2 separate regions of the Homo sapiens genome follow, and region 1 is linked to region 2. The links are chromatin loops, found by intact Hi-C in ENCODE. Cell type or tissue: GM12878. All regions are shown on one strand. Links, peaks and the distances in the headings refer to the core of each region. The heading gives the core; the rest is flanking DNA.

The links. Hi-C counts contacts between places; a loop is a spot of excess contacts. Peaks named below come from ENCODE experiments on the same cell type or tissue, not always from the same donor. Only the 100,000 strongest peaks of a DNase experiment are listed, where the experiment ranks them.
Region 1: it touches region 2 in a loop (1.9-fold over the local background); 2 of 110 quality-filtered maps call a loop at or near these places.

What each region holds. Positions count from the first base shown.
Region 1 is chr2:125,323,254-125,340,078 of GRCh38, forward strand. No RefSeq gene overlaps it. Among named protein-coding and RNA genes, the nearest start is that of LINC01889, 380 kb to the right of the region's middle. In GM12878, for the core only: no CTCF peak of the experiment used is centred there; a DNase peak (open chromatin) is centred at 7,128; H3K27ac peaks cover 610 bases.
Region 2 is chr2:125,388,821-125,405,645 of GRCh38, forward strand. No RefSeq gene overlaps it. Among named protein-coding and RNA genes, the nearest start is that of LINC01889, 310 kb to the right of the region's middle. In GM12878, for the core only: no CTCF peak of the experiment used is centred there; DNase peaks (open chromatin) are centred at 9,201, 10,101 and 10,603; H3K4me3 peaks cover 447 bases; H3K27ac peaks cover 3,052 bases.

The DNA of each region.
Region 1 (16,825 bases), core at 3,164-11,163, 67 kb before region 2:
CAACAGCAGACTTGATCAAGCAGAAGATCTAACCAATGAACTTAAAGTCAGTTCATGTACAACTTTCCATTCAGAGAAGCAAAAAGAAAAAAAAAAGAAAAAGAATAAAGAAAGCCTATGGAGCAAAAAGAAAAAAAAAAGAAAAAGAATAAAGAAAGCCTATGGGACTTAAGGGGCACTGACAATTTTATCAATATATATATGATCAGAGTCCTAAAAAGAGGAGAAAGAGAAAAAAAGACAGATTTAAGAAAAAATCATAGCTTAAAAATTATCAAATCTGGAGAAGGAAATGAACATCCAAATTCCAAATCACAAACTTCCTGAATAAGATAAATCAAAAGAAGTGCAAACCAAGATTCATTACAATTAAATCATCAAAAGTCAAAGAAAACTAACTTTAAAAGAAGCAAGTAGAAAGTGAGCTGTCACATTTAAGGGAAATTCCATCAGAATATTAGTGGATTTCCCAACAGAAGCCTTGCAGACCAGAAGGTGGTTGGATGATATATTCAAAATTTTGACAGGAAAACAAATGCAAGAAATGCTAAAGAAACTAATTTAACTTGAGATGAAAACACATGAGACAGCAATAAGAAAGCATATGAAATCATAAACCTTACTGTCAAAGGTTAATATGTAGATGAATACAGAATAATCTAATACTCTAATGGTGGTGTTTAAATCACTTTTAATTCTGATAAAGAATTTAAAAAATGAAAGTATAAAAATAACCATCTAAAATATGTTAATGGATAGGCAATATAAAAACACATAATTTGGCTGGGCACAGTGGCTCATGCCTGTAATCCCAGCATTTTGGGAGGCCGAGGCAGGTGGATCACCTGAGGTCGGGAGTTCGAGACCAGCCTGAGCAACATGGAGAAACCCCATCTGTACTAAAAATACAAAATTAGCCAGCTTGGTGGCGCCTGCCTGTAATCCCAGCTACTCAGGAGGCTGAAGCAGGAGAATTGCTTCAGCCAGGAGGTGGAGGTTGCAGTGAGCCGAGATGGTGCCATTGCACTCCAGCCTGGGCAGCAAGAGTGAAACCCTGTCTCAAAAACAAACAAACAAACAAACAAAAACATAATTTGTGACATCAGTAACTACCAAGAGTGTGTGGAGAAGTAGAAGTTTAGAGTTTCTGTATGTGATTAAAGTTGTTATCATCTTAGAATGGATTGTTTTGAGTATAGCATGTTTTATGAAAGCCCAGTGGTAACCACAATGACAATGTCTATAGTAAATTCATCACAGAAAATGAGAAATGATTCAAAGGATGTCCCTGTCAAAAAATCAATGAACCACCAAAGAAGACAGCAAGAGAGGAATAGAGAGACAAAAGAGCTATAAGGCAGAGATAAAACAAATAACACAATAAAAATAGTTAGTCCTTCCCTATCAATAATTAGGAAGAATCTGATCTGAATAACATTACACTGTACAATGCCTGTCATGGAGTTCAGCAAACCACAGTTTTCTGGACTGCCATGCCTAACTTTTCCTATTTTACATGTGCTAAGGAAAGAAACTGAATCCCACTCATTTTTATATTTGCAAGACTGGCAGGATGTCTAGTCTCAAAAAATTTTTCATCAATAAAAAATAGAAGCTCCAGTTTATGAAAATTACTGCTCTCAGATAAGAACTAATTGTGGCCATAGTTGTGAAAGGAAAGGAAACTAATTCAGCAAATTCATTTGCTCTGCTAAATTATCTGCTGAACTCTTTATGAATGTTATATTATTTACTTCTTATAACAAATATATGAGGTATATATCAAAGTATTTTTCTAAAGAATACTCAGAAAATTTATGGTAATTGGTCAATTTCACCTACAATTTGTTTTTTGTACTTACATATGTTAATCATATACTAGAATATTTAATGACTATTACTACCAAAACTCTTTCCAAATCATATTGGAAAAATGATTTGAAATAAATGCCTTATTCACAGTGATGTCTCCTCTCTTATTTTTCCTCTTTCATATTATTGAGTTCATTCAGTCAACTCTTGATAATTTTTCTCTAAAGATTTCACAGATGTAACCCCATGTCTTTTATTTTGCTATTTCTAAACTGATTCAGGCTCTGTCATATTTCTCCTGCACATCTTAGATAATGCCTTTGCCTGACCTCCTTATGTGCAGCCTCATTTCCTCATTCCTCCTCTACATTTTTCCCAGAATGTCTTTTGTAAAATACAAATCTAATGCAAATCATCCATGAAACCTCTAAATGGCTTTCATCCTTTAGGTATAAGTACTGTTATCCTAAGGGAACATTTTTTTTTTCTAGATTAAACTGTGAACTCTTTGAAGGAAGGAAGAAACTTCTTTTTAAATGGTGGAGGTAGTAGTGATTATATGTGGGATCTCGAAGTAGATAAAATAGATTTGTGGCAGACTGCAACTCCTCAACTTCACACTAGTTAGGTGATCTTGAACAAGTGTCTAAACTTCTATGCTCCTCCCTTTCTCCCAGTATAGAGACAATACTGGAACCTATCTAATGAGATTTTTGTACTAATTAATACAATTCACATATGACCATAGCAGAGTGTCTGACAAATAAGAATTACATAGATATTAGCTATCATACTGTAAACTTGGACATTAGGATAATAGTTTATGATACAATTGTGATTCATCGCTTTGGAATACAATAAGTATTTGATGAACAATAAATAGAGATAATAGTTTTCAAAGTCGAAAAATGTGATAATAAGGTTTACTTCTTCAGGATACTTGAGTACACAATCATATTATTGTTTCTTGATCATAGAAAAGTCGTCTTCATTTACCTCTCTTTTCCAGTTATTTCACGGGCACCTTTATGGGAATAAGTACAAGTAGCTCAGAATTAAGACAGTAAGATATTGATTCTTGGGCCTTGAATTACTGCTTACTATGCAAGATCCTTATTCATAAAATGCATGATTTATTAAGATTTTTTTCTTAAACGATTAAATATTTCTAATTTGTTCACTAAACTTAAGACCAACAAAATCTTGATTTTCTCCATGAAAAAGAAGAAATAATAAAAACAAAAATAAAAATGTTAACAATTAAATAATATCTCCTGGCCTAGATAGTGAAAATACATCACAGTAGGAGAGGACCACATAAATCATTAGGATTGCATGCTGACTTCTATTAAGTCTCAAAAATATGATAATTACTAGGCACTTAAAAAATCATGCTATTCTCATTGCATGATTATTTTTTTCCTGTTCCATAACTATTATCTCTCTGTTTTTTGGCAAGTAAATCAAACCTTTGAGGTTTGACTTTGTAATCATCCTCTCTAGAACTGTTTTGTTCCTGTCCTGAAAATGGTACCTTTTAAAAATGATGCCTCCCACCTACTGAAGATAAAATGCAGCTAAACTCTCTGACCTTTGAAAATGTGGGTGTAATAACCAGATCGAAGGACAGAAATCAAACAGGAGATGGATGAAATAAGCTCTCTCTCTCTCTCTCTCTCTTTTTTTTTTTTTTTATGACAAGCGTTGATCTTTTTTCTGTAGCTGCCGATTCCCAGAAAAGTTTTTCTTAATTTCCAAGGTCATTAAGCAGCAGAATAGAGACAAAGTCAAACTTACTCTGTCTGCCATTTTGGGTGAAGATTTTCCAGGAGTATGGCAGCTCACTTCATACCAGTTACTTTGGGAGAACCTCTCTCTTCTCTCTAGGAAGGGAGAATGTTAAGCTTAATTAATTCTGTTTTGTTTCTTTCAAGGAGGTTTTCATTTTTAGGCTTACATTTTAGGAGGTGGTTTACATTTAAGAGCTCCAGGATTTAATCAATCTTTTTAGATACCAGGTCTTTATTGAAGAAAAGAAAGAGGGGGCATGCAGTGGGCAGAAGAGCCAGATTAATGAGCATGTAGAGATTAATCTGTGCCTCCTACTCCATCCAGTTGATTTTATGGCTGTGGATGTCACTTTTGCAAAGCATTTCTAGCTCTCTTGCGTAAACAGAAATATGTGTAGGATATTCTTGAGAGGTTCACAATTGTTCTTATAAAGAAGGAGATTATAAATGATTCAGTGCCATACCCAAATCGTCTCCTCAGGGGACAATCCATTTTGGGGCAGTACCTGGTAGCCTGACTCAGGGTAAGAGAGTTGTGCAGATCCAGGTCTCTTGCATATACTAGAAGAAGGGTGTGCTGTGTTGTACTAGGGTCAAAATACAGAAGAGATGCTAATGGGAAAAGGGAAATTGATAGGAGCTTTACAAGGTTGGACATGAAGCAAGATGGATGTTGGAGACCTGGAAAAGATGAAATACAAGGCTTCATAAGCATGAAGCCTTATGACTGTCTGTGTAGGTGAAGTAGCCAGATAAATACAAACTGTAATTTTATTGATGTGAAGTTATTCTATACTTACCTAAAAATATCTCTTCACCTCTGTAAACAGCATTTTCTGAGAGGTACCTGTGATTCCCCATAGGCCCATAATTTAAAATGCAAATGTCCTAACTTATCCAATTCTTGTTCTGTCTTACTCATTATAAGCTCAAAACATAGAGAAACTATTGTTTGAAGAAAAAAACACACAAGGTTTGGAGTAAAAAATGGGTCTATCAAGTGCACTAGCTAATTGACATTGGGAAAATTAATTTACCTCTATCAATATGTATAACATAGAGATCATACTGTCTTCTGTATGATAATATATAAAAAGCTACTATAGGATTTGGTAGTACACAAGTGATGTTTGAAAGGTTAGGTGAACCTTTGAAGGAAAACAGCAATAATTGTGTGGCCTAAGGCATTAACTGGGTGAACAAGAGTAGGTGTATTATAGCAGACAAAAGCAAGAGAAATTGGAATGGCCAGAGAGAGACCAGGGTTGTGCCAGGAGTGAGTGCAGAAGCTGGTTTCACAAAGAATACATCGCAACTTCCAAAGTCATGTACACTCTGCCACATTTATTTCATTTTGATTTTGGACCACATATGTCTCACACAGTGATCGTGAATAACTGAGTTATGGTTAACATGGACCCCAGTCTTTGACATTATGGTGAGTAATTTCCCATGTAACAGTTTCATAGTCTGACTTGAAAAAAATTGGAATCCAATTTCTGTGTCTGCACTTGCATTCAGGATGTCCATTAAGAGTTAAGTTATATATTGTTTTGGAGATTTGGTAATAAATTAGAAGATAAGAGTAAGGTACAATTGTAAAAAAGAAAATAGTGAGTGTTATTAATAAAATAATTTCATTCTCTCGTTCACTCGCCCATATATCTTCCAAACACTAAATAACAAAGGCCATAGATTTACCTTATCTGATGAAACAGTTCAATGAAATTTCAGCTATGATTATACTATACTAAATTATTTAAGACTGGGAGATTTTGTGACATGACACTAACTTAATATTAGACGGAGAAGAAATAAAGTACAACCGTTCTCTTTCTTAATGAGTTTATTTATAATAAATCTTAGAAGCTTCATTTCAGTTTATCTCTTAATTAAGAAGAAACAAACATATTTTTCTAAGTTATATTATTTAAATTGTTCAGTATCTTCCAAAGACATCGAACATTTCAAGGTATCTGAACTAAGAATGTTTAGATACAGATACTAATCATTCAAGACTCAAGAAAGTATGTGTAGTATTCAGCAGTCCTGTTTTGATATTGGGGCCTAGAAAATAGGCTTCAATTTGCTGAAGAGTTAGTGATGATAAAGAAACATTGTGCCTAATTAATACTGTAAAAAGTATTTTTAAATATAAAATATGCATAGAACAGAAAATAAGTGGAGGAAGAAGTGTCTGTGTTAGTGTTGGAAGATAAGATATAAATAGAACTTTGTCACACAGGGAATGAGGGAAGAAAGGGAAACTTCAGCCAGTGTGGAGATGGGTTGGGGGAGACAGCACAGAGTGTGGCAACAGCCTGGATGAATTCTTGTGAATAAATGAGTGGATTGTTTATGCACTCTCTTTACTTGATAATTTTACTAATACTTTTCAAAAGTCTATGTAAGACATTTATAAATAGTCTGTTAAATTATGCACTGTGTAACTACATCATCAAATAATAAGAAAATAAATTCAAATTATCAGATATTTAAGAGTTGAATACAAAAGCAGCTGCTATAATTGGTATTATATACACAATTATTACAATCACAAGTCATTGACAAAGATTCATGAAATAAGAGTGCACAAGGCTAAGGTCTAATTATCCATTTAAAAGATGAACATGCTGACTGCAGATCCTTCTTGAAGGTAAATTCTGCTGGGCTCATTCTGTGGAGAGACAGATAAGAGAAAGAGAAAAATTAACAGTAATATCTATTCAGGTAGTCATAAGGTAAATTGCTTCCAGAAAAACATTCACATTGGTCTGGACTCCATTTTTATAAACAGATAGAAATTGGTATGCCTCACAAACCTACAGAATGACATAACTCTAAGTGCATTAATCTTTGTATATCTTCAGTGTTTGTAGATGTTGTATTCCGTCTGTTTAGTTAGAAGTCATATCTGTCCATCCCTTTTGCATCACAGAGGGTTTTCCAATCTTTTGTGCACTTTGATAATCTCATTTCAGTATCTTATTATTTATTATAAAAGATGGTTCTTTTGGATACTATTTTGATTTCCATTTAAAATTTTAAAACTTTTACAGTGTTATGGTTTCTGCTATAGACACACAGAACTATATATGGGCCAATTCTATCATTTATATAATTTCTGGAAGTCCACATGGTAGGGAAGAACAAAAAGATTTGAGAAAGTCAATATATGATTTTTAGGTGTCTTTGTAGGCAGAAGCTCTGAAAAGGAAAATTTCTTTATTTGCTCCTACTATATCCCACCTTTGCCCTTCACTATGTCAATACATTTTTGGATGAGGATATTGCCAAGTATTTTTTATATATCATAATAAAATTACTTTAAAAATGCCAAATAAAATATCTCCTGTGAAACCTTGATGCAATAAATAGTTCATTTTATTTTTAAGTAGTTTCTGTAACTATTTGTAGATAGAAAGAAACAATACTCTTTTATCTTTAGTAACCAAGAAGGTGAACAGCTGCACTGGAACTAGCTTCAGTTTCACTCAGCCCTGACCTAGTGCTCTAGGACATTTCAGTGATGTATGAAGGTCAGAGATTAATTACTGGTGGAAAATCAGACATCAAAATTTACTGCACAAGACTGAGAAATTACCAGAAATAGCTTCTCATGGACCTTCAATTATATACATTAAACACTATTATTTTAACTCATTAAGTATAATCCTACTTACAATTTGGAACCATGTTGATGGAGTTTTTTTTTTTCCTAATACCTAAATACTAAGGAGTTCTGTTATACTTTTTAGGCAGTAATGCCCATGTCCTCAGTTGTGAGTGGTAAGACATCCTGTGTGAGACATTGAATAAGACCACAGTCATTCAAAAATCATAATTCATTATCAAAATATTCACCTATAAACTCATTCACCCAACACTAGACTCAAATATTTTTAGAGTAAATTTTATAAGTCTTTAATTCCTATCTTAGTAAGATAATTATTCCAGAGACCTGGGTGGAAAGAAGTAAAATTCCAAATTAATTTTATGAAAGAGTATAATTTTACACGAGAATTATACAACACAAAAAAACTAAAATTATAGGTTAGTTATGTTTGCCAAGTTGTAAGAATTGGTAAACTATATCCTGAGTAATGTCACAGTAACCTGTACAAGACAAAATCTTATGCTGATGACAATTACAAGCCTAGCGCAAAATGGAACAGCGTGAACATGTTGGAGAGTAATCACAAGCAGGTGAGAATGAGAGGGTGTTCACCCTTGAAAGTCAGGAACTATACTGGTTAAGATCTATATTTCTTTTTCTCCTGAGATCATGCTTCAGTTTAATATCAGTGACTAAAGCTTCCAATTTCAGAAGTTAGAAAAAGAAAGCATATTAAGCCCCTCAAAAGGTAAATGAATAAAATAAAATTAAAAACTGAAATCAATGTAATAAATAAACAAGAAAACTTAGATGACAACAATAGCAAAGATTGTTCATTAGGTAAAAATAAATAAACCCCTGATAAGATTGACGAAACCCCTAGACTGAAAAAGGTGTGTGGGCGTGTGTGCGTGTGTGCGTGTGTGTGTGTGTGTGTGTGAGAGAGAGAGAGAGAGAGAGAAAGCAAATTGCTAATAGCAGGAATGAAAAGACAAGCAACATTACAAATGCTAAACACAGTAAAAGCAATACGGGATTATTATTAACAACTCAATAGCAATACAATTCACAACCAAGCAAAACAGAAAAATTTGTTCAAAAGTACTTACAAAAACAAACAAGAAAATAATTTAAAGCTCTCTGTCAATAAACTTAACTGGTGATTAAAACTTCCCTCATAGAAAACTCCACACCCAGATGGCTCACTGGTTAATTCTGCCAAAAATTGACAGAATTCACTGCTTAATTCTGTCAAACACAATAATACCAACATTTACAACAATTGTTAAGCATATGTAAAAAGAAAACAATCTTATTTGTTTTAGTCTAAATAACACTGATACCAAAACTTGGGGAAAATTGCAAGAAATAAATATGAGTAAAAAAATCTTCAACAAACTCTAATCAAACTAATTTCAGCTATATACAGAAAGAATCAATACATCATGGCCAAGTAATACCTGTCTCAGGAACACCTGATGATTATGAATTCCAAAATCAAACAAACTAGTTCATCACATTAAGAGATTAAAGAAGAACAATGATATACCCATTTCAATAGATACACAAAATATATCTGATTCATATAACATACACTTCTTATTCTTATAAAATATTAACAAAAAGGAAATAGAAGCAAATGTTCTCAATTAAATAAAAAGAAAAAAACCGTGAAAAACTTAGAGCTAACATAATACTTAATGGTAAAAGATTGAATGATTTCAGTATATGACCAAGGACAAGGCAACTTTGTCCTCTCACAACATCTTTTCAAATATGTACTGGAGTATTTGTCATTCCATTAAGATAAGAAAAAGAAATCAATAATGTAAATGTTGGAAATGAAGATATAAAACAATTAGTATTTAAGGGCAACATGTTTTGGTACGTAAAACAATCATAAAAGGAGGTGGAGTAAGAAAGCAAAATGGAACTCAGCAGTGATGATTTTCCCTTCCCTCAGGAACACCAAATTAAACAAGTCTCCACACAAGAATGTATCTTCTTAAGAACCAAAAATCAAGTGAATGATTATAGTACCTGGTTTTAACATTAAAGCAAGAAAAGAGGCACCGAAGAGGGTAGGAAACATAGTCTTAAATTGCCTTGCCAGTAGCCACGTGGCGCAAGGAGAGAATCTGTGCTCTTGAGGGAAGGAGAACACGGTGGTTGTAGAACCTTTCATTGGAACTCAATGCTGCCTGAAAACAACACAGGGCAGAATTCAGCTGGTGCCCATGGAGGAAGCATTTAGACAAGGCCTGGCCAGAGGGGAATGGTTCACCCCAGCAGTAGGAACCTGAGTTCTGGCTAGCCCCACTACCACAGGCTAAAGTGCTCTGGTGTTCTAAATAAACTAGAAAGGCAATCTAGTCCATGAGGACTGCAATATCTGGTCAAGACCTGGTATTGTGCTGGGCTCAGAATCAGTGGACTTGAGGTACATACAGTCTAGTGAGACACCAGCTGTGCCAGCCAAGGGGGCACTTGTGTCACACCTACCCCAACCCCAGGGTGTACAGCTCACAGCTCCAGAAGAGATTTCCTCCTTCTGGTTGGGGAGAGGGGCGAGTAAAGAAGACTTTGCTTTGCAACTTGGATAATACTCAGGTATAGTACATGAGGGTATCAGTACAATGGGTACCAGGCAGAGTCCCACTGCACCCATTCCAGGGTCCACGTCCTGGATGACATTTCTAGACACATCCTGGACCAGAAGGGAAACCACTGACTTGAAGGGAAGGCTTCATTCTGAGAAATATCAATCACTTGTTGACTAAAGAGCTGTTGGGCCTTGAATAAAATTCAGCAGTAGCCAGGCATTACTTGCTGAGGACTTTGGATGAGACCCAGTTCTGTGCTTGTTCCAGGTGTGACCAAGCACATTCATATATATAATGACCATAGAAAGAGACTCCTTCTGCTTAAGAAAAGGGGAGTGGAGAGTAAATGGGACTTAGTCTTGCAACTTGGGTGCTAGTTCAGTTCTAGTGGGGTAAATGACCAAATGGGCTCCTGGGGTAATGAATTTCAGCCCTTGACTACTGGATGGCATTTCTGGACCTGCCCTGGGCCAGAATGGAGCCCACTGCCCTGAAAAGAGAGTCCCAGGCCAGGCAACATTCACCACAAGCTGATTGAAGAGCCCCTGGTCCCTGGGCCTTGAATGAACATCAGTAATAGTCAGGCAGTAGTACCCACTGTGGGCTTGGGATGGTGTTGGTCGTGATTAGAATCTCCATTTCTTGAGGAAAGGAGAGAGAAGAGTGGGAAGGATGTTGTCTTGTGTGTACAAGATCAGCCACAGGGTAATAAAATACCAAGTAGATTCCTAAGTTTGCTGACTCCAATCCCTGGCTCCCAGATGGCATTGCTGGAACAACCCCAAGTCAAGAGACAGCTTACCACCCTGAAAAGGAAGACAGAGCCCTGGGTGGATTCACCCCCTGCTGAATGAAGAACCTTTAAGCTTTAAGTGAACATCGGCAGTAGCCTGGCTGTGATCATCATGGGCTTGGGTGAGACCTAGTGTTGAGCTGGCTTCAGGTCTGACCCAGTGCAATCCCATTGGTGGTGGCTACAGTGGGGTTTGTGTCACTCCTCCCCCAGCCTCAAGGCAACTCACTATGGAGAAACTGTCATTCTAGGGAAAGGAAAGAGAACAGGAGTCACTGTCTGGTAATCCAGATAAATCTTCCGGATCTTACCTAAGACCACCAAGGCGGTATCTCTACAAGTTTGCAAGAACCACAATGTTACTGGCCTTGGGTTGCCCCTGGCACAGATATGGCTGCAGTGACCAAAGACTTACATCACAACACCCGATTCCTCTTTAAATTCTTGGGAAGCCTTCACAAGAAAGATGGTTATAAAAAAGAGAACACTGTGAAGGCTATAATATACCTAACTCCTCAATGCCCAGACATTGACAAACATCCAGAAGCATTAAGGCCATCCAGGAAAACATGACCTCATCTAACAGACTAAATAAGGCACCAGTGAATAATGAAAAAGTGACAAAGATATGTGAGCTTTCAGAGAAATAATTCAAAATAGCTGTCCTGAGGAAACTTGGTGAAATTCAAGATAACACAGAGAAGAAATTCAGAATCATATCAGATAAGCCTAATAAAGAGATTAAAATAATTTTTAAAACTCAAGCAGACATTTTGGAACTAAAAAAATTCAATTGGGATGAGAGTCTCACAATAGCAGAATTAGCTAAGCATAAGAAAGTATTGGTGAGCTTGAAGACAGGCTATTTGAAAATATATGGTCAGAGAAAACAAAGCAGAAAAGAATGAAAAGGAATTAAATATGCCTATGAGATCTAGGAAATATCCTCAATGGGGCAAATCTGAGTTATTGTTCTCAAAGAGGAGGTAGAGAGAAAGACTGGGGTACTAAATATATGCAAAGGGATAATATCAGAGAACTCCAGATCCAGAGAAATATATCAGTATTCGGCCGGGTGCAGTGGCTCACGCCTGTAATCCTAGAACTTTGGGAGGCTGAGGCGGGCAGATCATGAGGTCAGGAGATCGAGACCATCCTGGCCAACATGGTGAAACCCCGTCTCTACTACCCCTGTAGTCCCAACTACTCGGGAGGCTGAAGCGGGAGAATGGCATGAACCCGGGAGGCAGAGCTTGCAGTGAGCCGAGATCGCACCACTGCACTCTGGCCTGGGCGACAGAGCGAGACTCTGTCAAAAAAAAAAAAAAAAAAAAAAAAAAAAAAGAGAAATATATCAGTATTCAAGTACCGGAAGATTATAGATCATCAAGAAGATTTAATGCAAATAAGCCTACTTCAAGATATTTAATAATCAAACTCCAGAAGGTCAAGGATAAAGAAAAGATCCTAAAAGCTTAGAAAATAAATAAATAGCATACAAAGGTGTTCCAATATGTCTGGCAGCAGATTTCTTACTGTATATCCTACTGGTAAGGAGAGAGTTCTGTACTATATTTAAAGTGCTGAAAGAAAAAAAAAAACTTTAATCTTAGAATAGTATATACATCAAAATAACCTTCAAACATGAAGGAGAAATATAAACTTTTCCAGATAAACAAAAATTGAGGGATTTTATCAGTACCAGGTCTATCCTACAACAAATGCTAAAGGGAGTTCATCAAACTGAAAGAAAAGAATGTTAACAAGCAACAAGAAATAATCTAAGGTTAAAAAAAAAACTCACTGGTAATTCTAAATACACAGATAGACGGAAAATATTATAACATCGTAATTGTGGTATATAACCTCCTCATATCTTAAGTAGAAAGATTAAAACATGAACCTTTAAAAATAATAAAAACAACAACTCTTCAAGACATAGGCAGTAATAATAATATATATATATAAACAACAACAAAAAGTTAAAAAGCAAAGGGAGAAAGTAAAAGTGTAGAGTTTTTATTAGTGGTCTCTTTGCTTGTTCATTAGTTTTTTAAAATTTATGCAATCAGTGATAAGTTGTTATCACTTGAAAATAATGGGATAAGATGTTATTTGCAAGCCCCATGGTAACCTCAAATCAAAAAACCTACAACAGATATACAAAAAATTAAAAATAAGAAATTAAAACATACCGCTATAGAAAATCGCCTTCAAAAAGAAGACAAGAAGGAACAAAGAAATAACAAACTACGAAACAACCAAAAAAACAAATAACAAAATGGCAGGAACAAGTTCTTACTCATCAATAATAACATGGAATGTAAAAGGACTAAACTCTCCAATCGAAAGACATAGAGTGGCTGATTGGATTTTGAAATAAAGAGCCCGGTGATCTGTTGTTTATAAGAAACTCACTTTACCTATAAAGACAGATGTAGACTGAAAATAAAGGGATGAAAAAAAGATGTTCCATGTGAATAGACACCAAAAGAGATCAAGAATACATAACACCTATAGCAAACAAAATAGGTTTCAAGATAAAAAAGAGATAAAGATATTATATAATGATAAAGAGGTCAATTCAGCAGGAGGATATATTTACCCAACAGTGAAGCACCCAGATATATAAAGCAAATATTATTAGAGCTAAAGAGAGAGATAAACTTGAACGCAATAATAGCAGGAGGCTTCAAGACCCGATTTTCAGCACTGGAGAGATAATTCAGACAGAAAATTAACATAGAAAATTTGAACTTAATCCACACTATACGCCAAGTGAATATAATAGATATTTGCAGAACATGTCATCCAAAGGCTGCACAATAGGCATTCTTTTCCTCAGCACATGAATAATTCTCAAGGATAGACCATATTTTAGGCCACAAAACAATCTTAAAACATTCAAAACATTTTTGAAATAATAGCAAGTATCTTCTCCAACCACAATAAAATAAAATTAGACATTGACATCAAGAAGAACTTTGGAAGCTATACAAATAGATGGAAATTAAACAATATACTCTTAAATGACCAGTGAGACAATAAAGAAGTCAAAAAGGAAAATAAAGAATTTATTGTAATAAATAAAAATGAGAACACTATATACCAAAATCTATGCAATACAGAAAAGGCAGTAATAAGAGGAAAGTTTATAGTAATAAGAACCTATAACAAAAAAGTTGAAAAACTTCAAATAAACAATTTAATAATATATTTAAAAGAACTAGGAAAGCAACAGTAAACAAAACTCAAAATTAGTAGAAGAAATAATAAAAATTAGAGCAGATAAAAATAAAATTGAAATAAAAAATACAAAAGATCAATCTAATGAAAAGTTGTGTTTTTTAAAAAAAGATAAACAAAATTGAGAAATCTTTATTCACACTATGAAAAAACAAGAGAAGACCCAAATAAATAAAATTGGAGAGAAAACAGAAACATCAAACTGATAATGCAGAAATTCAAATGATCATTAGACAATACTGTGAACAGCTATATGCCGATAAGTTGTAAAATTTAGAAGAAATGAATGAATTCCTAGACACAGCCTATGAAGATTAAACCAAGAAGAAACCCAAAACATGAATTGACCAATAAAAAGTAATGAGAATGAAGCCATAATAAAGTCTCCCAGCAAAGAAAAGCCCAGGACCAGATGTCTTCACTGCTGAATTATACAAATATTTAAAACTAATACCAATCTTACTCAAACTATTTCAAAAAGTAGAGGAGGAAGGAATACTTCAAAACTAATTCTGAGGCCAGATTTACCTTCGCACAAAAAACAGTCAAAGATGCATCAAAAAAGAAAACTACAGGCCAATTAAACTGAATTTAACAACAAATTAAAAAGATAATTTAGCGTGACCAAGTGGGATTTCAAGGATGGTTCAACATACACAAATTAATCAATGTGATATACATTTTAACAGAATTAAGGACAAAAACCATATGATCATTTCAATTAATGCTGAAGATGTATTTGATAAAATTAAACATTTCTTCTTGATGTACAACATTAACAAAATGGGTACAGACAGAATATACCTCAACACAGTAAAAGCCATATACCACAGACCCATAGCTACTATCTTACAGAACAGGAAATATTTAAAGCCTTTCCTCTTAGATTTGGAATACCAGAAGGGTGCCCATTTTCACCACTGTTATTTAACATAGCACTGAAAGTTCTAGCTACAGGAGTCAGACAAGAGAAAGAGAAAAAGACATCCTAACTGGATTGGAAGAAGTCAAAATTATGCTTGTTTGCAGGCAATATAATTTTATATTTGGAAAAACTTAAAGATACTATTAAAACACTATTAGAACTGATAAACAAATTCAGTAAAGTTGCAGATTCAAAATCAACATACAAAAATCAGTAACACGTCTACATGACAACAGTATACAATCTGAAAAACAAATCAATAATGTAATCCCACTTACTATAGCTACAAATAAATACAATACCTAGAAACACACTGAATGAAAGAAGTGAAAAATCTCTACAATCAGAACTATAAAACATTGATGCAAAAATTGAGGAGGACACAAAAAAATGGAAAGATATCCTGTGTTCTTGAAGTAATGCAATTCCTATGAAAATACCAATGACATTATTCACAGAAATAGAAACATTTTTAAATTTATATGGAACCACAAAAGACCCAAAATAGCCAAAACTATCCTGAGCAGAAAGAACAAAACTGAAGGAATAACATTACCTTACTTCAAATTGTACTACAGAATTATAGTAACCAAAACGGCATGTTAATTGAATAAAAACAGTTATCTAGACCAATAGAACAGAATAGAGAACCCAGAAAAATATTCAGACACCTACAGCGAACTCATCCTTGACAACGATGTAACAAACATACACTGGGTAAAAGTCTATCCAATAAATGGTGCTGAGAAAACTGGATATTTATATGCAGAAGTCTGAAACTAGACCCATATCTCTCACCATATACAAACATCAAATCAAAATGGATGAAATACTTAAATTTAAGACTTCAAGCTAGAAAACTACTACAAGAAAACATTGGGGAAACTCTCCAGGACTTTAGTCTGGGCAAAGATTTCCTGAGCCCCAAATCACAGGCAACCAAAGCAAAAACAGAAAAAATGTGATCACATCAAGTTAAAACACTTTTGCAAGATAAATAATCAACAAAGTGAAGAGACAACCCACAGAATGGGAGGAAATACTTGCCAAGTATCCAACCAACAAGGGATTAATAACCAGAATATATAAAGCACTCAAACAACTTGATAGGAAAAAAAATTAATAATCTGACTTAAAATGGGTAGAAGATCTGAATAGACATTGCTCAAAAGAAGACATAGAAATGGCAAACACGTATATGTAAAGGTGCTCGGTGTCACCAATCATCAACTCCTCTTCCTTACCTTTCCCTAATTCCTGTTTTCCCACACATAGTTACATTTTTTTCCCTGCTATGTAACCCCCTAAATGTAGTTGGTTGAGGACGTGGTTATGGAATTGATCTCCTATCTCCTTGGCTGCAGCACCAAATTAAAGCCATCCTCCCTCACAATACTCCTTGTCTCAGTGATTGGTGTTGTGTGTGATGAGAAATGTCACATTGGCATTTTGGCAATATGTATAAATCAGAAGATTTAATATTTTTAATCAGTTCAGTCTTCTCAAATTGATCTACAGAGTTAATGCAATTCCAATTAAAAATTTAAGTCAAATCTTCATTAGAAATTGACCCATCTAAAATATATATGGAAGTAAAAGAGATTTAGTATAGCAAAAATGATTTAAAAAGAACAAAGTTATTGGAAAATGATACCTGATATAAAGATTTAAAGATTTCACTAGGCGGACTGTGAGCTTGGCAAGATTTCATTGATATCTGCTGGGCTGAAAACCCGAGGTTGCTCCTCTTCCCCTCAGGGATCTCTGTGGCATAGGAGGAGTGCCTCAGTCCTTCCCTAGAGGGTTGTCACAGTGGCTTGAGAAAGCCCCCTGGAATCCTAGTAAGATCAATGCTCATGTCCCTTTGGAGAGCCTGGTTGCAGGCTTGTCCCACCTTGCCCCATCCCGCCCAACTTTTCCCCGTCCAGCGGCCTGGTGTTGGAGCACTGAACAGTACACCTGAGAGGCCTGTGCAATGTCCTGCTCATTACCAGGGACACCTTGGTACTTCCCCTTTTCAACAAAGGCCAAGTGAAAGTT
Region 2 (16,825 bases), core at 4,762-12,761:
ATATTTGACTACAAGTTTTCAAAAAGGTTGCATTCTAAGTACACTGTTTCAGGAACTTCTGTGAGGTGGGTTACATTAAAAAGGGGAAATAAACAAAATACAGATATAGAATCTAGAAATGGGTATCCCATCTGAGGAGAAAGGTGAGGAAAGCTGCCTTGTTAACGTGTAAAAGGGAATCCTAAGAGTAATCTGTCACAGGCCTAGAGAACAAAGAGTTACCATCAGGATGGTTTAACTCAGGTGAGCAGAAGAGATGCTTCCAAGTTTTCCCAATGTGTTCAACAGTTTTCCAGGGATGCCTGCCTTTGGGAGTATAATAGTGGTGATAACATAAAATATTTTATTGAGTAAATGAAAATAATGCCAGTTATTTATTCCAGGTCATTAAAATTATGTAATAAATATAATCAAAGTATGGTTTATGATCAGTCATGACATTATTCGAGAAAAAGAGAAAAGTGAATTGGGATCTTCTGGGGACAGGAAGCATGTGTAGTGGGGAAGAGACAGGGAGAGAACTGCATCCTGGAATTCTAAGTAGAACTCAGGAGATAATTTCAAATATTTAAGAAGACAATAGACCGGGCATGGTGGCTCACGCCTGTAATCCCAGCACTTTGGGGGCCGAGGCAGGCAGATCACGAGGTGAGGAGTTCGAGACCACCCTGGCCAACATGGTGATACCCCGTCTCTACTAAAAATACAAAAATTACAGCACTCTGGGAGGCAGAGGCAGGCGGATCACGAGGTCAGGAGACTGAGACCATCCTGGCTAACACAGTGAAACCCCGTCTCTACTGAAAATATAAAAAATTAGCCGTGCATGCATAATGGCACACGACTCTAGTCCCAGCTACTCAGGAGCCTGAGACAGGAGAATCGCTTGAACCCGGGAGGCAGAGATTGCAGTGAGCCAAGATTGCTCCAGTGCATTCCAGCCTGGGGAACAGAGTGAGACTCTGTCTCAAAAAAGAAAAAAAAAAAAAAAAGAAGAAAAGAGACAATAAATGGTATTTAAAGATTTTTATTTAGAAATATGCAGGTGACTACAAGGAGGATTACATTATTGCCTCTATTTTTCTTTTTCTTTTTTTAAAATTTTATTTTTTTTTAAATTACACTTTAAATTCTAGGGTGCATGTGCACAATGTGCAGGTTTGTTACATAGGTATATATGTACCATGTTGGTTTGCTGCACCCATTAACTCATCATTTACATTAGGTATTTCTCCTAATGCTATCCCTCCTGCTGCCTCCCACCCCACAACAGGCCCTGGGGTGTGATGTTCCCCGCCCTGTGTCCAGGTGTTCTCATTGTTCAATTCCCACCTACGAGTGAGAATATGTGGCTTTGGTTTTCTGTCCTTGTGACAGTTTGATCAGAATGATGGTTTCCAGCTTCATCCATGTCCTTACGAAGGACATGAACTCATCCTTTTTTATGGTTGCATAGTATTCCATGGTGTATATGTGCCACATTTTCTTAATCCAGTCTATCATTGAGGGACATTTGGGTTGGTTCCAAGTCTTTGCTATTGTGAATAGTGCCACAATAAACATACATGTGCATGTGTCTTTATAGTAGCATGATTTATAATCCTTTGGGTATATAGCCAGTAATGGGATGGCTGGGTCAAATGGTATTTCTAGTTTTAGATCCTTGAGGAATTGCCACGCTGTCTTCCACAATAGTTGAACTAGTTTACACTCCCACCAACAGTGTAAAAGTGTTTCTATTTCTCCACATCCTTTCCAGCGTCTGTTGTTTCCTCACTTTTTAATGATCACCATTCTAACTGGTATGAGATGGTATCTCATTGTGGTTTTGATTTGCACGTCTCTGATGGCCAGTGATGATGAGCATTTTTTATGCGTCTGTTGCCTGCATAACTGTCTTCTTTTGAGAAGTGTCTGTTCATATCCTTCTCCCACTTGTTGATGGGGTTGTGTTTTTTTTTTTTTCTTGCAAATTTGTTTAAGTTCTTCGTATATTCTGGGTATTAGCTCTTTGTCAGATGGGTAGATTGCAAAATTTTTCTCCCATTCTGTAGGTTTCCTGTTCACTCTGATGGTAGTTTCTTTTGCTGTGAAGAAGTTCTTTAGTTTAATTAGATCCCATTTGTCTATTTTGGCTTTTGTTTCCATTGCTTTTGGTGTTTTAGACATGAAGTCCTTGCCCATGCCTATGTCCTGAATGGTATTGCCTAGGTTTTCTTCTAAGGTTTTCATGGTTTTAGGTCTAACATTTAAGTCTTTAATACATCTTGAATTAATTTTTGTATAAGGTGTAAGGAAGGGATCCAGTTTCAGCCTTCTACATATGGCTAGCCAGTTTTCCCAGCACCATTTATTAAATAGGGAATCCTTTCCCCATTTCTTGTTTTTGTCTGGTTTGCCAAAGATCAGATGGTTGTAGATATGTGGTGTTATTTCTGAGGCCTGTGTTCTGTTCCATTTGTCTATATATCTGTTTTGGTACAAGTATCATGCTGTTTTGGTTACCGTAGGCTTGTAGTGTAGTTTGAAGTCAGGTAGCATGATGCCTTCAGCTTTGTTCTTTTTGCTTAGGATTGTCTTGACAATGCAGGCTCTTTTTTGGTTCCATATGAACTTTAAAGTAGTTTTTTCCAATTCTGTGAAGAAATTCATTGGTAGCTTGATGGGGATGGCATTGAATCTATAAATTACCTTCGGCAGTAGGGCCATTTTCACAAGATTGATCCTTCCTATCCATAAGCATGGAATGTTCTTCCATTTGTTTGTGTCCTCTTTCATTTCATTGAGCAGTGGTTTGTAGTTCTTCTTGAAGAGGTCCTTCACATCCCTTGTAAGTTGTATTCCTAGGTATGTTATTCTCTTTGTAGCAATTGTGAATGGGAGTTCACTCATGATTTGTCTCTCTGATTGTCTGTTACTGGTGTATAGGAATGCTTGTGACTTTTGCACACTGATTTTGCATCCTGAGACTTTGCTGAAGTTGCTTATCAGCTTAAGGAGATTTTGGGCTGAGATGATGGGGTTTTCTAAATATACAATCATGTCATCTGTAAACAGGGACAATTTGACTACCCCTTTTCCTAACTGAACACCCTTTCTTTCTTTCTTTTGTGTGATTGCCCTGGCCAGAACTTCCAACACTATGTTGAATAGGAGTGGTGAGAGAGGGCATCATTATCTTGTGCCAGTTTTCAAAGGGAATGCTTCCAATTATTTTCTAAGAAAAAAATTGAAGCACGATATTCTCATTTCTTATTAAAAGCTTAGTGGAAACAATTGATTTTAAAAATTTCTTGAATATACCAATTTATTTAAAATAACCATTTGAAAATTATACACTATTATGACAGAAATGTTTAATATATTTAAAAACAAATGCTAATGAAGGAACTATATTTCAAAAGTATAAAATACTGATGAAGAGGTAGTTGGGGGAATTTATCTTTGAAAACATACAATTAACAAATAAACATATTAAAAAGTACGGAGTCTAGGTTTTATCCAACAATGTTAGAAGAGGAAACACAAATAAATTTCCAGAATAAAGTAACTTAGATAAATTAGTTCAACAGCATCAAAAGAAAGAATGATGTTTATTTTCTAGAAACTGATGAAAATGTGAAATAATACTAATATAAATAAACTTTTATTGATATCCATGAAGAAAAACAGTGAAAATATTTATAATTAGGAACTGAGAAACTTACAGAAAAATTAGAGACAAAATAAAACATTATACAAAAATTTAAATTTTTGTATATTTTTATGCAAAATGCAATTTTCTTCCTATGAAATAAATAATGAGCAATTATTAATAAAGATTGGAAACTTTTTTAAATGTAGGATATTAAAATTTGTCAATATTGATTACAATTAAAAATAAAACAATAGATTTATAACCACAGTTGCTGAAATATATTTATTGAAATGTTTTAACATTCATGACTTTTCAGAAAAATATTATAGAAAACTAGGAATCAAAAGAAGCTTCATAATCTCAATAACAAATGCTTACAAAAATATCAACAAATACACTTTATGTGATAGAACTTTAAAAGCGTTTCTTGGGAAGCTGGTAGCAAGGAAAAGATGTTACATTTCCTGTCTCTGGTTCTTGTTGTGCTGACAACACAAGTAAATCACTATGACACTCAGACACAGGCACACAGTGATTAGGATTGAAAATAAGCAAAATATTTATGGCAATATTTTGTTACTTTCTACACAGAAAGCTACAAACTATTAAAATAATAGTACTTGTTTAGTCTGAAATCAATCCAAAAACCTGTAGCATTTTATATGTAATCAACAACAGTTTTGAAAATTGAATAAACAGAAACATCTCATGGACCATGCAAACACATATGAAGGTTGGACAACCATATATTTTTATTCACCTGAGAGAGACCCACTGTATACTTCTTGTCATGTCACATCTGATCTGATATTCCAAAAGTTTATCAGCATAGGTAATAAATTCTTTTACCAATCTATCTATAGTTTACCTAGGAAGAAATTTAGCAAACGATTAACCAAGGTCATTATGGAATAAAACTGTTACACTTTTTTTTCCAAAGTCATAAAAAATGTTCTGAATATATATGCAATCTGCTGTAATAATGAAGTAACAAAATTATGAAGAACACCTTTCTTCTAAGTATTCTATACATTTAATGCAATTTCAATTCAACTCTCACCAGGATTTAATCAGAAAACTTGATATGTTTATCACAAAATTCAGGCTTTTTTTTTTTTTTTTTTTTTTTTTGAGATAGAGTCTTGCTCTGTCACCAAGGCTGGAGTGCAATGGCTCCATCTTGGCTCACTGCAACCTCTGCCTCCCAGGTTCAAGCGATTCTCCTGTCTTAGCCTCCCAAGTAGTTGGGACTACAGGCACCCACCACCACACCATGCCAATTTTTATATTTTTAGTAGAGACGGAGTTTCACCATGTTAGCCAGGCTGGCCTCAAACTCCTGACCTCAAGTGATCTGCCCTCTTCAGCCTCCCAAAGTGCTGGGATTACAGGCATGAGCCACCGCTCCTGGACAAGTACATGATTTTCAACATGGGCTGAGGAGAAGTTAGAAGACAAGATTAGCTCAGAGCCAGACTCTCAACATGTAAGAATTTGATGTATTACTGAAATGGCACTATAAAACAAATAGTTATTAAAAGTAAAAACTGGCCAGGTGCGGTGGCTCACGCCTGTAATCCCAGCACTTTGGGAGGCCGAGGAGGGCGGATCACGAGGTCAAGAGATTGAGACCATCCCGGCCAGCATGGGGAAACCCCGTCTCTACTAAAAATACAAAAATTAGCTGGGCTTGGTGGCGTATGCCTGTAGTCCCAGCTGCTCAGAAGGCTGAGGCAGGAGAATCGCTTGAACCCAGGAGGCGGAGATTGCAGTGAGCCGAGATCATGCCACTGCACTCCAGCCAGGCAACAAAGTGAGACTCTGTCTCAAAAAAAAAAAGTAAAAACTTCAAAATTTGCTTGGAAAAGTTGCTTATAAATATATAAAAATATGAAGTAAGACTTCTATCCCGCATTATAATGAACAATTATTCTAGGTAAATTAACTATCTACATAAGAAATAATGTTTAAACTTTGAAAAAAAGGTGGAGAATTAAATATTTATAGTGAGCATAGTGAAGTATTTCTTAAGCAAAAGACATGAAAAGCATACATCTGAAAGGAAAGGATTCAAGAACTTGAGCATATTAAACTTTAAAACTTCTTTGACATAAACTACTGCATAAGACACCTAAAGACACCAAAGAAAGAAAAAAGATGCTTGCAATGTATATGACAAAGATAAATTAGTATTAACTTTATATTTAAAATTATATCAATCAATAGAAAAAAGCAATACACAGAGACAAAAGATTATTTGTAATTTGTTCACAATGAGGGGGTCTAAATCATGATAACCAATAAAAAATTATCTACATCAGCAGTAGTAATGTAAATCAAAATCACAATGAGATATCACTTGACACTTTTCATACTGGCAAAATTAGAAATCTGACTTCACCATGTGTTGATAAAGTTTCAAAACAATGAAAACTCAACATAAATCACTTTTAGAATTTTAAATGTGTTTCTGACACTTTAATCATTTTCACAATATCTAACATGCTTGAGGGTGAACAATTCTACCCCTAGGAGAAATTCTGGTAGATGCACAAAAGAGATCCGTACAAAGAATCTTTATTCTAGGATTACTTTTAAGGGCAACAAATGTCTCCCTAGATCTTACTCAACTCCTATACATTTCTTAAGAAACAAACAAATCCGTTAGTTACACAATTTTTACAAATTGGTGAACATGTTATAACTCTCTTACTTCCTAGGGCATGATATTTCTCTTTTTGTCATCTAGCTCTCAAAATGGAAAACAAAAATCATCATGATTCTCTCCAAAAGAATTGCTCGTTATCACAGTAGTACCTAAATGTGTCCAGATTTAGAATCACCTGCAGCCTTTGGTAAAAGAGAATTGCCCTTCCATTATTACTATAGTAAGTGGTTCTTTGCTGGGACTTAAACAAGCAGCTCAGGTAATTTGTTTTGACTAATTCCTTTAATTGCTTTGCATCGTGTCTCCATGGACGGGCATCAAAGCCTAGAATGGGGACATTCTCTGAATGTCAGGTGGTTGTTTTTTTGGATCACAAGACACACTCCATCCTCATCTCGGAACTTCTCACAGAGTGGTAGTGATGATGACAAAGTCAAAGCCATCATAGAAAACACAATGAGGGAAGTGACAGCAATATGTTAGCACTTCATTCTTCGCTCTTAACTGAGAAAAAAGGAAATAACCCAAAATCAATTAACCTATTTATGCCGGAGTTTGCAATTTTTTTGAATTTTTGCATAAGTGAAAAATCAGACCTTAGCAATAATCTTGAGCAGCAGGATATAAATAACTCCCACATACTTAGCATTCCAATAATGGAACACTAGGCATAAGTGGGTTAATGGGGACAGGGAGAATGGTGCTGAAAAAGCAGGGCGGGAAAAACACCTAATGCTGAAAGAGAAGCTGAGAGGACAACTTCGTTAAGGATTTTTAAAGGGATAGTATTTTTTTTTCTTCAAAGGCAATTCAATTGCTTGTTTTTTTTTACATGCATGTCATAGCCCATTCCCTAGCCATCTCCACTTCCTCCTTTATAATATTTGTTGTTCTTCTGAAAGATAGGAGTGTTCATTATTTTTGCAAATTACGGTGGTTGCGTCTATTTCAAAAAATATGTTAATTGTGCCTGCAGTCAAGGATCTTCAAGCATAGTTAACTGGACAAGTTGTCAGTGAAAGAACTACAGGAAAACAACGTCCTTAATTCCATGGGGATGAGGACTCAGGTATCCACTGAAAATACGCATCCCAGAGCTAAGCATAATCTAAAGGGTCATGTCAGCAATGCCCACAATAACAAAAAAAGTGCTCTTTGAAATCAGTTAATTAATTAAGTATCCTATGAGACACAAAGAATGTTACTCTGTGCAAGGAACATATATTTTCTTAAAATTACTGGAGTTCTGTAGCAGAAATTGACTGAAGCACAAAAGAAAGATGATGAAATTTTAGCTCCATCTCTTCTCGACTCTTCAGTCTTCATTAGTTGAACTCCTCTTCCACAGTTTTCACATTACCAGAGGTTGCAAATTTTTTTGAATTCTCGTAAGTGAAAAATCAGACCTTGGCAATGACCTTGAGCCATAGGATACAATGTGTCACATTGTGCCCATCATGGAGTGATCATAAAAATTGAAGATAATGCATGCACCGTACTCAGTGCAATGCCAAGAAGGTGTTCTTAAAATACAAGCTACCATTATCATGATATGGAAACTATGCTAGTCCAGAAGTCAAAAGAACTGCATAATTTTCCTAACACTTTTGTATGCTCTTGGAACATGTCCAGTCCCTACACAGATCTTCTCTCATGGAAAATGAGAAGGATGGATTGGGTCTCTTCTTGCAAAAGCCAGAGTACCAAGCAACAGAGAAACCCTAGCTACAAAAGAATCACCCACGGGATTTTAGAAAACATGGCATGCTGGCAATTGGGCATTTATTTGCCTGTTCACCTTATGAGTGTCTTCTTGTGTTTAAGTAATTTCTGACCCTGACAAATGTCATTCAGTGCCTCCCAATCAATCATCTGTCTGGCTTTGTCTGGGCTAGGTCAGACTGGATATTCCTCAGATAGTGGAACACTCTGTCTCAGGGAAGGCTGACAAAAACACTACAGATCTATTGCTGCTACAGTAATTTCATTGCCAATGGCCAGTAATTGACCTAGGAAATGGCACATAAATCAGCTGTGGCAATGAGATGTGAGGTGAATGGATTCTGATACATATTTCCATCTCAGAACAAAATGGAAACTGTGAGGAAAGAACCCACTGACATCTTTTCTCCTTGCCTTGAAATTGATATTGGGTGGGAAGACGTTGCTTCAAGCATCACAGTTATATTGGGAGCAGGAGGTAGGTGACAAGCTGAAAGGGTAAGTGGAACAGAATGAATGAGAGACCATTGCTGCACTAAACCTGGATCCTACATTCAGGCTTATTATGTGAGGTAACTTGAGGTCTTTATATTTAAACCTAAATCCATTACAAAATTCTACTGTAAGACCCAACCTTTTTCTATAGCCTCAGAGGACAGATAACCACTTTTTATAAGCTTCTCTTGCTGTTAGGGCATGGGCACAGGATCTAGTCGTCTCAGCCACAAACTGGCTGCATCCACCTAATTCTTGAATCTTGAATTATTGGCACAAAGAAGCAGGCAAGAGAGAATTCATGAACTTTCCAGGCAGCTATGGCTACCATTTGCGGGCACTGGGGACTCAGGAGCAGCGGTTGGCTGTGAAGTGCATTCACTGTGGTCCTCTCTGCTCTGTGTCACTGCGAGCTTCTGAAGTTTGCTTCTTCAGCATTTCTCAAGATCTAAGAACTTCCCATTATCCTTTCAATATACTCCCTTTTGCTAAAGTTAGCCTGGGTTGGTTTCAACTGTTTGGAAATGACAGTCATGATTGATACATAAATATTCTTGGGCAAAGTTTATAGTGGTTTATGGTGGGACTCAGAAGTAGGCATTCTTAAAAGATTCCCAAGTGGTTCAGATTATCAGCTGAAACTGAAGCTCACTGAACAAAGTGACCTCTCAGGGACTTTTCAGTGTTGAAATTGTTTCAATTTCTGTTTCATGCTTTTCAGATACAGATGAGATGCTCATTTTCAAACCCCTGATGAGCAAAACCAGCCTTAGGTGAAACTCTCAGTTTAGCTAAGTTTCTTTTAAGAGGCAGCTTAGCTCCAGCTATTTCTCATGCCATTCTTAGCATCTTGTGATCAGAAGCTCACCTGCATTCAACTTTCTCACAGTGCACAAACACCCCCATTCTCTGATCCTTATGAAAAGCATTCTTTTGAAACGAAGAATCTAATAGCAATCATTCACTTTTTAGTCTGAATGCAAGCCATTTTTGTTTTCTTTTAAAAACATTAACATTTAGTTTTCTATTTCAACGTGGAAAAATGATGTTCCGTCTGGAGAAATGTGAACACCAGGAACATAAAATGAATGGCTTAATATGTGAAATGGAAATTTAATTCCAGATTCCAGGAAGTTGGACAGATGTTTACTTATCTTACCTAGGAATAAAGAAAGATGTTCTAAGATGGGGTATACAAGTGATTAAATTTGAAACTACTTTTAGGTATTTGATGGGATGCCTGATAAAATCAATAATGGGTTGTATTTTGGACCAAGATCAATGGGTAAATATGACAAGCACATTTATTTTCACTTAAAAAAAGCGGGAAAAAATAGCTTTTACTGAATATATCTGTATTTAACATGGGTAAATATAAAGCTCCAGAAAAGCTCATGTTTTATTAACCATAGTATCTCGATTTGGAAAGAGATAAAATGTTCTCCAGGTTACTGTCACTCTTCAGAAGCCTTTTGTGAAAGAAACTATTAACTAGTGAACCTGCCCCCTGCATAGACATTATGATAGACTTTGTTTCTTCATGTTCTCATAATAATTTTGTGAGGTGAGTAATACCTATACGTTGCTTAGATGAGAACCCCAAGGTTCAGAGAGTTTTGTTAGTTCATGATTACACAACATATAAATAGCAGCACAGCTGGAACTCAAACTCATGCCCTGAAAGCCAGTGTTTCCTACAACCCTTTACAGTCATATTTTAAGAGAAAAAAAATTCTAGGAAGCATTCCCAGGAGCAATGAGTTCCACGGAATTAGAAATTTATAAATGGAGGCCCCCTTGGCTTGATAAATTTAATAGTCTTTATCACTGCTGAAAAATTAAACCTGTTCCTTGAGGACCTGTGCTGTGTCTGGACACAGTGAAGAAACCTCGTTCCTCTAGGCAGAGCCTGGGAAGCCCCATGTGCCTCTGTGCGTGGATAGACTCTCCTCCTGGCCTGGGATGAATATGTAGAAAGCTGATGTTCCATGTGATATAAATGCCTTTAGGACCAGACTGCATCCTCTTCATTTGTTTCACAACGTTTATCAAGTGTCTGACATAGAAATGCTGCTCAGTAAATATTTGTGGAGTCCCTCACAGCCAAAGGCAGAGTTCTCAATAAAGTAAAAACTGCAAACGTTGTGTGGCAATGTCTTCTTGCCCTGTGTGTTTCCAGATCTGAAAGAACTGATGTCAGCACACGCCATTCATTCACAGCATTTGAATCTTGCTGCACCTTCTGATGCAGCTTTAGGAAATATATAGAATTTTTCAGAATGAATACTATGTAAAGTTGAAAAATCATCTCATTTTTTCTTTTACCCAAAGTAGTTGCTGACAATCCTTGCCAAGTTGAGAGATACTGAAACCCCAGATATTGATGTGAAACATTAGGAAATTATTCTACTAGGAATCCTTCTTGATGAACAATTAAATCTCATTCTTACTCTGAAATTATAGAAATAAGTTTAACAATTGCTCTAAGCTTCCTTTTTTAGAGTATCTTCTAGGGTAACAATTTAGTAGAAAAGTAACTGCATGTTGCTATTTGAGAAATTCTGCCATTGTGAATTATCAATATGTTCAGTGGAACATTGTTCATTGAAGACAATGAAGGCCATTTCATAAAGACAATAAAACAGCATTTATGAAGTGACTTCCCTTGGGAATTCAGTAGAGTGAATACAGGCTTTGCAAATCAGCAACACTTGGCTCACATCTTCTGCTGACACGTATAAGCTAGGTGGATCCTTCAGCAGGTGTGATTTTTCTGCATCCACAGAGTTACAATAATGATATTTCCCTCACCCATATGCTACATGGTTAAATGAGATTATGTGCATGTGTAATCGTGAGTATAATTTTAAGACATGCAATTTTTGACCAACACTACTTTCTCACATTGTGAAGTAAAATAATATCACTTTGTTGATGTTACTTTGTGGTTAGATAGAGATAAGATGACATAAGAGGTGCACCCTGTGCTGTGTGACCTTGGATGGGTCATATAATCTTTTAGAATCTCAGGTTTTCTGTCTATGAAGGACAAGAGTTACACATTTTCATGGTTGGTGTGTGTCATTAACCCAAAACCTAATACAAAGCAGGGTTGTAAGAAAGACCTGTTTTAACTGGCTGAGTGTAGTCAAATACAGTCATCCCTCAGCATTCACGGATAATTGGTTCCAGGACCCACACAGATACCAAAATCTATGAATGCTGCATTCTCTCATATAAAATGGCATTGTATTTGCATATAACCTATGCACTTTCTCCACACATAGATTGCTTATAATACCTAGTACAATGTGATGCCATGTAAATAGTAGTTATATTAAAGCAATAATGGCAAGGAAAAAAAGTCTGTCCATGTTCACTACAAATGCAAACATCCTCTTTAGTTTTATTTAGAATATGTTCCCTCTATGGTTGATTGAATCCATGGACGTAGAACCCATGGATATGGAAACCTGACTACATATCACTGGTGGCATTGAGAAGCTCCTTTAGAAAAGCATCAGGTCTTTCTGAGAAGGCAGGTATGGCCTAATGGAGCGGGTCCTCATCAGAAAGCCAGTTTTCCACAATGGTCATCTTGACTCTGTTCTTTGTTGGTGCCATGATTTTCTGCCTGCAAAGGCTACTGTCATTCTATTGGCTATAGCCAAGAATGTGGCATAGCTTACTGCAAATAGCAAAACTGGGCCATTGTCTCTGTTAGAGACTTAAAAAGCTGAGCTTTTTGATGGCTGTACCACTTCTTCAGTTATATTCTGTGGCAGCTCCTGCCAACACATGAAGATAATGAATTAAAAAAACTCTTCTTAATGGATAGTTCAATACCCATTTTATTAATTTATTGCAAAGGTCAATGAAGTGTAAGATACACTAAGTAGTAGCTGTTCTGTAATTCTCTGCTTCAAGACTGGGGAAGTAGGAAACTTGTCACACCTCCTAAGGCGATCATCTGCATGCCTTTCCATCCTATTTGTTTCACATTAGATATGAGTTACAACTCCTGATTACAATTAATTGTCCCAAAGGATTATCATAAAACTAATTTCTAGTTAAAGAATATCGAGGAACCATAAAAATGATCACATAGATACTGGTGTTTTATAAATGAACACACCTAATTTTTATAGTTTTAAAATAAGATACTTTTCAAAAAGGCCCTATAATAGTCAAGCACTTTAACCCAATGCAAACTCTCCCGTCCAGCATGGACAGATAATGCACTGTTTTGGTTCAGTTTTGTGTTTGTTTCTCTGTTTAATTATGCTAAGATCTAGCCATATTTCTAGCTATGCAAGAAAATCAAGAAGCATAGTAGTTATAAGCACAGGTTTGGGGATCAAAAAGATATATTCTAGAACCTTGATGTATCACCTAGAAATTCTGTGACCTTGAACAAGTTACTTATCCTTTGCAACCCCAGTTTACCTATCTATACAATCAGGACAACAGCGAGTATTGAAGACAGATTCTGTGTAATTCAAATAAAATAATATAATTAGTATTTCTAGCTTAGTTCCTGGAACATAATAACTGCCAAACCGGTTTAATTATTATTGTTATTATCATTATTCTTATTATAAACATCATCACTATTAAGAAAGAATTTACAGTGGAAGCAAAGTAAGAAGGAAGGCAAGTATGAAGCTAATCTAGCCAATCTCCAGGTAATCCAAACCCCTGAAGCAAACATTAGCACAAGGGAAAGAGTGTATTATTACAAGACCTACTACAGCTTTATGATTATTAGACCTCGATAAGCATGTGATAGACACAAATGGACAGCTTTCATTTGTCCAGGGAAATGTGACCTGTGAAATGCATCTGGCTGGAAGGTTTTGCTTTTCAGCTGTGCACTTATATTATGGGGCTGGTCCTTCTGGTGTTACTCTGCGTTATATGCAAGTAATCAAATTTTCCTTCCTGTTAAAGATGCTCTTATTTTGTTCTCTAAATTCTTTGATTCTTTTTGGTATAATAAACATCAGATATCAATAGGCAAATATTACTTAGATGAACTTTGCTGAATAATTGATTTCCTCAAAGCCCCAATACAATCGCTTATGAAAGGACTATATCTTAGAATGTTGACTTTCTCCCCAATCACTTTTGGGGATTCCTTGGAGCAGATCTGTAATGTCAGCCTTGCTTTTTAAGTGTTTTTAAGAGATGGACTCTCACTGTGTTGCGCAGGCTGGCTTTGGACTCATGTGCTGAAACAATCCTCCAGCCTCAGCCTTCCAAGTAGCTGGGACTACAGGTGCAAACTACTGTGCCTGGATGACATGAATAAACTCTGGAGTAGATTTTAAAAGGAGAAGGAAGGATAAATCCTCAATTAAAAGTGTATGAGGAACTTGGCTTGGCAGAATGCAATTACTGAATTTAGAAAAGGGCCAAGATATCAAGATTAACAGCAACATCTGAAATGTATACGCACACACGTGTGTCTTCGGACATGTATAATGATCACTTTCTTTCAGAACGCCAACACCCACTTTTAATCCTCAAGCCTCAAAGTGGAAAGAACTATGTGGAGTCAGCTCAATCCAGTTTTTCTGAAACAAAGCTGGCATGTGGTTGAAATGCTTCAGGGACAAGATACATTGTTCTGAAGGCTCATGGCACCAGATAGGGAAAAAAAAAAAAAAAAAAAAAAAACAAGAAAAAACCCTCCAATCTCAGAGATGAGGCACCTTCTGGAAACTCCTACTCTCAAGTGTCCAGAGAATGTTACTGACAATTTTTATTATTACAAATGTGTCCAGGCAAGATGGTATGTGATGTTCCCTTTGTGCTTCCCCTGCGCTAGGTTGGGTGGGGGAGGATGTTGAAGAAGAGTTTATCAGGCTCTGTGGGGCAATAGAGTGGATCCAGAGTGACCCCCCTTCTCCACTGTCACCTTGTCATGGAGGTCATGATGGTGAGATATTAAAGGTCACTTTGAGAAAAAATAAGAGGTCTTCATTATGAGGTATGTTGAAAGAGTTCTATAGTGGCCAGGCGCAGTGGCTCACGCCTGTAATCCCAACACTTTGGGAGGCCGAGGCAGGCGGATCACAAGGTCAGGAGAACGAGACTATCCTGGCTAACACGGTGAAACCACATCTCTACTAAAAATACAAAAAATTAGCTGGGCACAGTGGTGGGTGCCTGTAGTCCAAACAACTCGGGAGGCTGAGGCAGGAGAATGGCGTGAACCCGGGAGACGGAGCTGGCAGTGAGCCAAGATTGTGCCACTGCACTCCAGCCTGGGCAACAGAGCAAGACTCAGTCTCAAAAAAAAAAAAAATAATAATGAATTCTATAGTACCGAATCAAAGTTCCATAGAGACGTCAGGGTCCAGCTGAAAGTTATAATTAATCAGGAAGGTGATTAATAGATGCATTTCAGCTGGCAAATTGTAGCTGGGAGAATTACACTTGGCAAGCCACGATGTTATAATCTGCACAAGGCAATGAGTTGTGGCTGTATGATTTCAGGTGCCCTTACGTGTTACTGCAGAAGGAAAGAAAGCATCTCATCAGCTGCCAGCCAAAAAAAAATAAGGAAAAGAAAGTTTGTTTGGATTGCTAATATGTATCAATGCCAGTGGGGGAGTCATAATATTTTTTCCCAAATCTTTTATGATGGTGGCTGGTACAAGACTAGATTCCAGAAAACTAGCTATTAATAGAGGGGCCTCCACTGAGACGAGGGAAGACACAGGGGTCAGGGAAGTGGGAACTCCAGGTGCACTGCAAAACTCTCCAGGGAGGGTCAGGATGACAGCAAATCCAGAGTACCCAAGGCAGAGATCACTGCCCAAAAGACGTAGAGATGACAATCTTTCCTCTAGAGGCATGACAGTAGACAATTTGGGATCAAGTGGGAATGACAGAGTCTGGTCTTGAGGGTACTGGCCTCTGAGAGCTACTGTGACTGCTAATGATCTTTTTTCAGGATTGACAGGAATATAAATTGTAGACACTTCAACCTATCTGAATGTTAGATCCCAGGGATAAACTAAGGTAACTGTGTACCAGGCTCAATGAATAGGTACATTAATAGTAATTCTTTGCTAAGTACAGTAGTTATCCCTAATCTGAAAGGGATAACTCACGGCTCCCAGTGCATGTCTGAAACTGTGAATAAAACTAAACCCTATATGTGGGTCTACTATGTTTTTCTAATTTTGTATTTTTGGTTGATATGTTATAGTTGTACATATTTTGGGCATTTATGTGATATTCTGATACCTGTATACAATGTACAATGATCAAATAAGTGTAAACAGGCCATCCAGCACCTCAAACATTTATCTTTGTTTTGCGAGCATTACAATTCCTCTCTTCTAGCTATTTTGAAATATACAATAAATTATTTTAACTATAATCTATGTACTATAATATCAAATACTAGAACTTAGTCCTTTTACTGTATGTTTGTATACTTTACCCAACTTCCCATCATACCCTGCTCCCTGCTTTCCCTTCACAGACTATGGTAACCATCATTCAACTCTCCAGCTCCATTAGATCCTGTTTTTTTTTGCTCCCACCTGTGAGTGAGAACATGTGATGTTTATCTTTCTGTGCCTGGCTTATTTCAGTTAATATAATGACCTCCACCTCTATTCATGGTGCTGCAAATCGCAAGATTTCATTCTTATTGTTGCTGAATATTTCATTGTGTATATATACCACGTTTTCATTATCCATTCATTCGTTGATGGATGCTTACGTTGATTCCATATCTTGGGTATTGTGAATAGTCCTTCAATAAACATGGGGGTGCAGACATCTGTTTGATACTGAGTTCCATTCTTTTGGATATATATCCAGTAGTGGAATTGATGGATTATATGGTCGTTCTATTTGTAGCTTTTTGAGGAACCGCTATACTATTTTCCATAATGGCGACAGTACTTTACATTTCCATTAACATCGTAGGGGCATTCCCCTTTCTCTGCATCATCACAATCATTTATTTTTTGTCTGTTTTATAGTGCCTTTCTAACTTGGATGAGATGATATTTCATTGTGATTTTTATTTGTGTTTCCCTGATGATTAGCAATGTTGAGCATTGGCCATTTGTATGTCTTCTTTTGAGAAATGTTTATTCAGGTCTTTTGCAAATTTTTAATCAAGTTATTTGTTTTTTTTTCTGTTGAGTTGTTTGAGTCCCGTATACATTCTGCTTATTAATTCCTTATCACATGGATAATTTGAAAATATCTTCTTCCATTCTGTAGGTTGTCTCTTTACTTTATTAGTTGTTCCTTTGGGGAAAGGACAGTCTCTT